2 separate regions of the Homo sapiens genome follow, and region 1 is linked to region 2. A link is an interaction called in ENCODE POLR2A ChIA-PET data of the cell type or tissue named here. Cell type or tissue: OCI-LY7. All regions are shown on one strand. Links, peaks and the distances in the headings refer to the core of each region. The heading gives the core; the rest is flanking DNA.

What was found. ChIA-PET counts read pairs that join two places held together with the same protein. Peaks named below come from ENCODE experiments on the same cell type or tissue, not always from the same donor. Only the 100,000 strongest peaks of a DNase experiment are listed, where the experiment ranks them.
Region 1: POLR2A ChIA-PET joins it to region 2 with 9 read pairs; 2 of 35 experiments call an interaction of 5 or more read pairs at or near these places.

Annotation. Positions count from the first base shown.
Region 1 is chr1:1,862,955-1,867,344 of GRCh38, reverse strand. The region is part of intron 1 of GNB1 (G protein subunit beta 1); the gene reads left to right. Among named protein-coding and RNA genes, the nearest start is that of GNB1, 26 kb to the left of the region's middle. RefSeq lists a silencer at 600-777 and enhancers at 3,838-3,897, 3,918-3,967, 4,028-4,077. In OCI-LY7, for the core only: no CTCF peak of the experiment used is centred there; DNase peaks (open chromatin) are centred at 2,484 and 2,784; H3K4me3 peaks cover 922 bases; H3K27ac peaks cover 3,546 bases.
Region 2 is chr1:1,502,854-1,507,243 of GRCh38, reverse strand. It overlaps a transcript of ATAD3B not described here. Among named protein-coding and RNA genes, the nearest start is that of ATAD3A, 7.1 kb to the left of the region's middle. In OCI-LY7, for the core only: CTCF peaks have their summits at 1,573 (motif pointing right), 1,775 and 2,155; DNase peaks (open chromatin) are centred at 1,506 and 2,163; H3K27ac peaks cover 1,662 bases.

The DNA.
Region 1 (4,390 bases), core at 285-4,284, 360 kb before region 2:
AGTCATGCTTGTCCAACCTGAGGCCTGTGGGCCGCATTGCAGCCCAACACAAATTTGTAAACTTTCTTAAAATGTTGTTTTTTGGTGGAGTTTCGCTCTTGCCAGGCTGGGGTGAAGTGGCCTGATCTCGGCTCACTGCAACCTCTGCCTCCCAGGTTCAAGCAATTCTTCTGCCTCAGCCTCCCGAGTAGCTGGGATTATAGGCGCCTACCACCATGCTTGGCTAATTTTTGTATTTTTAATAGAGATGGGGTTTCGCCATGTTGGCCAGGCTGGTCTCGAACTCCTGACCTCAGGCGACCTGCCCACCTCAGCCTCCCAAAGTGCTGGGATTATAGGCGTGAGCCACTGCACCCGGCCTAGAATTGAGGTTTTTTTGTTTGTTTGTTTTGAGATGGAGTCTCCCTGTGTGCCCCAGGTTGGAGTGCAGTGGCGCGATCTCAGCTCACTGCAAGCTCCGCCTCCCGGGTTGACGCCATTCTCCTGCCTCAGCCTCCTGAGTACCTGGGACTACAGGCGCCTGCCAACACACCCAGCTAATTTTTTGTATTTTTAGTAGAAACGGGGTTTCACCGTGTTAGCCAAGATGGTCTCGATCTCCTGACCTCGTGATCTGCCCATTTCGGCCTCCCAAAGTGCTGGGATTACAGGCGTGAGCCACCGCGCCCGGCCACATTGAGATTTTTTTTTAGCGATTTTTTTTTTTTTTAAGCTCATCAGCTATTACTAGTTAGTGTATTTTATGTGTGGCCCAAGACAGAATTCTCCAATGTGGCCCAGGGAAGCCAAAAGATTGGACACCCCTGGATGAATCTAAATGTCCATCAATAGATTGGTTAAATTAAGGCAGACTTGGAATGGCATACTGTGCAGTTGTTAAAAAGATTTAAGGTGGCCTTCCTTTATTGGCATGAAGAGATGACCACAATACAGTAAATGGTTGGGCATTTTGAATATGTATAGTTTGGGGAATATGGTATCATTTGATTGACTTGTGAAAAATTATGCACATATGTATCAAAGTCTGGAAGACATCCCTGTGAAACGTGGTATCTCATGGGGTGAATGGAGGAAAGGAACATACTGTTTTAAGATACTGTTTTCTGGCTGGGCGCAGTGGCGCACGCCTGTAATCTCAGCACTTTGAGAGACCAAGGCGGGTGGATCACCTGAGGTCAGGAGTTTGAGACCAGCCTGACCAAGATGGTGAAACCCTGTCTGTCTACTAAATAGAAAAAATTAGCTGGCCGTGGTGGTGCATGCCTGTAATCCCAGCTACTTGGGAGGCTGAGGCAGGAGAATCAGTTGAACCTCGGAGGCGGAAGTTGCAGTGAGCCAACGTTGCGCCATTGTACTCCAGCCTGGGCAACAAGAGTGAAACTCAAAAAAAAAAAAAATAAATAAATACTGTTTTCAAGGCCAGGCGTGGTCTCAAAAAACAACAACCAAAAAACAAAACTGTTTTCTCTTTATTTTTTGGAAAATTCGCCAAAGTCAGTGACAGAAAAAAGGAGTTATTTTTCATTTTGGAAGAAATGTGAAAGTGGATTATTTACATTTAAAAGTTTTAAAAGCTTTCTCAAGTTAGCATGACTGAAATGAGCACATTACAGGAATTTGTTTAAATCTGCCTTTTTAGGTACTGTAGTCTCCTGTTTCATAGACCTTGTAGTCATGTTTCTTGCTGTATCCTGTCACTGGATATTTTTGGATGCTGGTATTGTGAACATAACATAACTGTAATCCGGTAGTTCTTTTTGAGATGGAGTCTCACTCTGTTGCCCAGGTTGGAGTGCGGTGGCACAATCTTGGCTCACTGCGACCTCTGCTTCCCGGGTTCAAGCGATTCTCCTGCCTCAGCCTCCTGAGTAGCTGGGACTACAGGTGCCCGCCACCACACCTGGCCAATGTTTTGTATTTTTAGTAGAGATGGGGTTTCACCGTGTTAGCCAGGATGGTCTCGATCTCCTGACCTTGTGATCCGCCCTCCTCGGCCTCTCAGAGTGCTGGGATTACAGGCATGAGCCACAATGTGTTGCCTGTTTTTTTTTTTTGGTTTTTTTTTGTTTTTTTTTTGTTTTTTGAGATGGAGTCTCACTCTGTCACCCAGGCTGGAGTTCTGTGGCGTGATCTCTGCTCACTGCCACCTCTGCCTCCCGGGTTCATGCCATTCTCCTGCCTCAGCCTCCCGAGTTGCTGGGACTTCAGGTGCCCGCCACCACGCCTGGCTAATTTTTTGTATTTTTAGTAGAGATGAGGTTTCACCATGTTAGCCAGGATGGTCTCGATCTCCTGACCTTGTGATCTGCCCGCCTCAGCCTCCCAAAGTGCTGGGATTACAGGCATGAGCCACCACGCCTGGCCTGGCCTGGTAGTTTTTATAACAGATGTTAGATAGCAATACTCTTCATAACTCTGTACAAGGCAATCAGGCAAAACCAAAGGCCAAGTAAAATGTAATTGGTTAAGCTAATTGTAGCTGATGAAACCTTTACGTTTTGTGAAAGAGGAGATGTGCATCAGCAGCTGTAAGTGAGCACTCTAAGATGCAGTGAGTAAAAGGTGTTGGGAGATGAGCAACTAAAATATAACCTCTTAGTTATAAATTGCAGAACGAAGAATTTTACTCAGAGTACAAACTAGTGGAAAAAGTCTTTCGTATACTGGGTTTTTCAGAGTTCTTAGGCAAGATTATATAGTTTGATTTAAAGACCCAAAAATGTACTTCCTGGGGTGCAGGAATGTCAGGTTTCTGTTAGGTGGAACATGCTCCTCATGGCACAGAATTGGCTACATGAAGTTAACCTACAGGCCAGGTGGTAATCGGCAGGATGGGTCGGCCGGAGGGAATAACTTGTGATGATAGTGGGAGAAACCAGTATCATTGCGGCCGTTTTAACTACCTACTGTGTACTAGGCCCTATGCTATGAGCCAGAAGTTGCCACGCTACAGCCATCTCTTTCTGTGGCCCAGAAGCTAAGAATAGTTTTTTCGTGGGGTTTTCTTCTTTTTTTTTTTTTTTTTTTTTTGAGAGAGTCTTGCTCTTGTCACCCAGGCTGGAGTGCAGTGGCACGATCTTGGCACACTGCAACCTCCGCCTCCCAAGCAACTCTCTGCCTCAGCCTCCTGAATAGCTGGGATTACAGGTGCCTGCCACCACGCCTGGCTAATTTTTTTGTATATTTAGTAGAGACAGGGTTTCATCATCTTGGCCAGGCTGATCTTGAACTCCTGACCTCGTGATCCACCTGCCTCAGCCTCCCAAAGTGCTGGGATTACAGGTGTGAGCCACCACTCCTGGCAAATTTTTTAAATTTTGTTTTTTTGTTTTGTAGAGACAGGGTCCAACTATGTTGCCCAAACTGGATCCACCCGCCTTGGCCTTCCAAAATTTTAGGATTACAGGCGTGAGCCAGTGTGCCTGGCCCAGACCCTCTTGTTTTCAGTCACTGTGCAACACCACCTCCCACAGAAACATTGTTCTGTCCTATTCTTTAAAAAAATGTTATCAATTATGTGCTGCCATATACTACACTGAGAGTGGGGATTCAGTGCTTAAGCATAGGTAGGTTTTCTGAATTTTTCCAACTTAAATCTCCTTTGAAATCTTACTGTGTGTGATATCTGAAATTTGGGTGTTTGCTCACTAAAAGAACCTTGGAAGGAGAAGATCTCAAAATGAGCTATTTGTGGATGAAGAGTGAGTCCTGTGGGTTTTTGTTTTTTGTGTTCTTTTATAGTTAACAGAGTAGCAGCATGTAGAAGGTGGTGGAGCCTGAACACTAGGTTTAGCCATAGAAAGGCAGTTAGGTCTCCTAAGTAGACGTTTCAGTAAAGGGCTTTGTTGACGCTTTGCAATGTCTGGGGTGTGTTTGCCCCACTCCCAAACCCCTCCAGTGGCAGCAGCCACAGTGGGCAAGGGACGGCAGTGCTTTTCTGAATTGGTCAGGTTTCTGTGGGAGATGAGGCTCTAAAATCAGTCAAATTATCTCACATATTACTCAGGTTGGCTATAAATTGCATAACTTACATGATTGGGTGTTGTCACATACTTTCTTTTCTTTGTTTCTCTGTGGCCCTCACTGCTTCCATTTCTAGCCAGCACCACCTCACAACTTGCCCATCTGAGCCTCTGTTACTCATTTGTTTGGTTGGAAAACCTCTACAGCCCATTTGTAGACTGATGGCTGAAGAGGGGCAGTGACCAAGGATTGTGTTCATCTGATGAACAGACGCCAGTGATGCTGTTCAGCACCCTGCACCACCCGGGATGACCCCAGTGTCCACAGTGCTGAGGGTCAGACACATTCAGCCTGGGTCTAGCACTGTGCTCTTAGGTAGAGGGATGTGGCCTGGCGTGGGGCTGAATGAGGTTTGGTTTTCCCTCTT
Region 2 (4,390 bases), core at 313-4,312:
CAAGAATGCTTTACTGCTTCTATTCCACATACCACTGGAAGTTGTGGCCAGGGCCATTAGAGAAGAAAAAGAAGTCATCCAAACTGAAAAGGGAGAGGTAAAATCACCTGTTCTCAGATGATATAATCTTATATGTAGAAAATCCTAGAATCCTGCTGGGCGCGGGCGGTGGCTCACGCCTGTAATCCCAGCACTTTGGGAGGCTGAAGCGGGCAGATCACGAAGTCAGGGGATCGAGACCATCCTGGCTAATATAGTGAAACCTCATCTCTACTAAAAATACAAAAAATTAGCTGGGCATGGTGGCAGGCGCCTGTATTCCCAGCTACTCAGGAGGCTGAGGCAGGAGAATGGCGTGAACCCAAGAGGCGGAGCTTGCAGTGAGCCGAGATTGTGCCACTGCACTCCAGCCTGGGTGACGGAGCGAGACTCCATATCAAAAAAAAAAAAAAAAAAGAAAAAAGAAAATCCTAGAATCCATATTGGAAAAAACAACCCCGTGACATCAGCAAAGTTACAGGAAACAAAATCAACAGCAGAAACAGCTGCAATTCTACATACTAACAATGAATAATCTGAAAGGGAAATTATGAAACCATTTCCATTTACAATAGCATCTGAAAGAATAAAATACTTGGAAATTCACTTAACCAAGAAGGTGAAAGACTTGTACAATGAAAACTGGCCGGGCGCCGTGGCCCACGCCGGTAATCCCAGCACTTTGGGAGCCAAGGCAGACAGATCACCTGACGTCATGAGTTTGGGACCATCCTGGCCGACGACTGCACTCCAGCCTGGGTGACAGAGTGAGACTCCATCTCAAGAAAAAAAAAAAAAGAAAACCAGACAACATTGCTAAGAGACGTCAAGGCAATATAGAGACTGGATGCAATCCCTGTAAAACCCGAATTATTTTTTACAAAAATAGAAAAAGCATTAATACGTTGATATGGAACCTCTAGGGATCTTGAATTGCCAAAGGGAAAAAAAAAACTTATTTTATTTTTTTGCGAGGGAGTCTCACTCTGTCACCCAGGCTGCAAGACAGTGACACGATCTCAGATCACTGCAACCTCCACCTCCTGGGTTCAAGTGATTCTCCTGCCTCTCAGCCTCCCAGGTAGGTAGGATTACAGGCACACACCACCATGCCTGGCTGATTTTTGTATTTTTAGTAGAGACAGCGTTTCACCATTTAGGCCAGGCTGGTGTCGAACTCCTGACCTCAGGTGCTCCACCCACCTTGGCATCCCAAAGTGCTGGGATTACAGCCATGAGCCACTGTGTGTGGGTGGCAAGCCAACCAGGTGCTGAGGCAAGAGACCGAGGGCACGAGCTGTTCCAGTGTAATAAAATATATAAAATAGGAATAGTTATACCAGATATAGATCTTAGATATGATTATATATGAATATCATTCATCATTAGTTTGTAGCAATTGCTCTTTATTCCAATATTATAATAATCCTCGCTCTATAATCATAATCTAGGAAAAACCAGGCCATACCGAGATAGGAGCTGAAGGGACATAGTGAGAAGCGACCGGAAGACAAGAGTGCGAGCCTTCCGTTACGCCCGGACAGGGCCACCAGAGGGCTCCTTGGTCTAGCAGTAACGCCAGCGCCTGGGAAGGCACCCGTGACCTAAGCAGACCGTGGTCTAGCGGTAGCGTCAGTGTCAAGGGAAAACACCCGCTACTTAGCAGACTGGGAAGGGGAGTCTCCCTTTCCCCGGGGGAGTTTAGAGAAGACTCTACTCCTCCACCTCTTGTGGAGGGTCAGGCCCGCCCACAGTTATCCGAAGGCCTAACCGTCTCCCTGTGATGCTGTGCTTCAGCGGTCACACTCCTAGTCCGCCTTCACGTTCCATCCTGTACACCTGGCTTTGCCTTTTAGATAACAGTAGCAAAATTAGTGAAAGTACTAAAAGTCTCTGATAAGCAGAAATAATGGCGTAAGCTGTCTCTCTCTCTCCCTCCCTCCCTCTCTCTGCCTCGGCTGCCAGGCAGGGAAGGGCCCCCGTCCAGTGGACACGTGACCCACGTGACCTTACCTATCACTGGAGATGGCTCACACTCCTTATCCTGCCCCTTTGTCTTGTATCCAATAAATAACAGCGCAGCCTGGCACTCGGGGCCACTACCGGTCTCCACGTCTAGGTGGCAGTGGTTCCCCGGGCCCAGCTGTCTTTTATCTCTGTCTTGTGTCTTTATTTCTACACTCTCTTGTCTCTGCACACAAAGAGAAAACCCACCGAACCTGTGGAGCTGGATCCTACAACTGTGCCTGGCGCGCACACACACACACACACACACAAACTGTTGAAGGACAAAGTTGGCACTGGGCGCGGTGGCTTACCACCACCACTGTGAGCAGTGCAGGATGAGCATCCTTGTAAGGGACACCAGAGTGAGAGCTCAGTCACTCTCTCCGCCACATGAGGACCCAGCAAAGAACACTCCACAGGGAGGGACTGAGCTGGCACCCTGACCTTGGGCCTGTAGTCTTCAGAGCTGTGGGCACACACGCCCCAGTGGTTATGGCAGGCCCAGCAGTCGACCACACTCCTGTTCTCTCTTTTTTTTTTTGTTTTTGAGACAGAGTTTCCCTCTTGTTGCTGAGGCTTCAGTGCAATGACGTGGTCTCGGCTCACCGCAACCTCCGCCTCCCAGGTTCAAGTGATTCTCCTGCCTCAGCCTCCTGAGTAGCTGGGATTACAGGCGCCCGCCACCACGCCCGGCTAATTTTGTATTTTTAGTAGAGATGGGGTTTCTCCATGTTGGGTCAGGCTGGTCTCGAACTCCCAACCTCAGATGATTCGCCCACCTCGGCCTCCCAAAGAGCTGAGATTACAGGTGTGAGCCACCGCACCTGGCCTTGCCAATTAAATTTTTAAGCTACAATGCCCACAACAGGCAACATGTGAACCCCGCCTGTGAACTCAGGACTGAAAGTGAGGGACCAGGCACTGTGGCTCACGCCTGTAATCTCAACATTTTGGGAGGCCGAGGCAGGTAGATCCCTTGAGGTCAGGAGTTCAAGACCAGCCTGGCCAACATGGTGAACCCGTCTCTACTAAAAATCCAAAAATTAGCCGGGTGTGGTGGTCGGTGCCTGTAATCCCAGCTACTTGGGAGGCTGAGGCAGGAGAATCACTTGAACCTGGAAGGCAGAGATTGCAGTGAGCCGAGAACGCACCACGACACTCAAGCCCGGGCAACAGAGCAAGATTCCGTTTCAAAATAAATACATAAAATAATTAAAATGCAATGCAATGCAATGCAATGCAAAAAAAATTCTGCTGAGTGAAAAGAAATGAGGTGAGAATGTCAAGAAGATCCCCATCCTCCGGACAACCAGACGCCCTCACCAACACTGGCCCTCCCTCTCGGGAGGCTCTGCGGCACTGTCTCTCACCTCCCCTTGTTTCCTTCTGTGAAATGAGGCGCCCAAGCTCGGCCCTGCACCCCACTGCTGCCCATGTACATGCCACCAGCCCTACCCACCGGCAGTAGCCCTACCAATCTCCATGCCCGAACCCCATGTGCGCCCCGGCCTCCCCACCCACACCGGCCCCACTCACTTTGAGCTTGGACTGTTGCTCCAACTGCAGCGTCTGCTCCTGCATCTGTGCCACATTCAGGGCGTCCTTTGATGTGGCCTGCAGGCACAGGGGCACAGAGGGCGGGTGTTAGGATACACGGATGCCGCTGGGCAGGCACCACACCAGCCAAGGGGCTTTCTGGAATCCACGGCCACGCCTCGACCTCAAAGCCCCCAGCCCTGCCTCCCCATCCTCCTTCCTAGTCAGACCTGGCGTGACGATGCCCCATCCCCAGCACACGGCCTGATGCATTTGTGAGGTTTTATGCCCTCCAGGGATGGTCTTGGAGAGCCACATCAGGAAGGCCATCCCACGTGGACGGGAGGAGGCTCTTGCCCAATTCAACACAAAGTCAGGCGATGGGTAAAGTGTCCATTTTATCATGATACATATGCTTTTACTTTTTTTTTTTTTTTTGAGACGGAATCTCGCTCTGTCGCCCAGGCTGGAGTGCAGTGGCGCTATCTCGGCTCATTGCAAGCTCCACCTCTCGGGTTCGTGCCATTTCTCCTGCCTCAGCCTCTGGAGTAGCTGGGACTACAGGTGCCCGCCACCACGCCCAGCTACTTTTTGTATTTTTAGTAGAGACAGGGTTTCACCCTGTTAGCCAGGATGGTCTCGATCTCCTGACCTCGTGATTCACCTGCCTCGGCCTCCCAAAGTGCTGGGATTACAGGCATGAGCCACTGTGCCCGGCCTGATGTGGCTTATACATTTATATATATATATATTAGACTGAATGAAGTCTTATTAATAGCAAAGGATAATGAAAATCCCAAACTCGCAA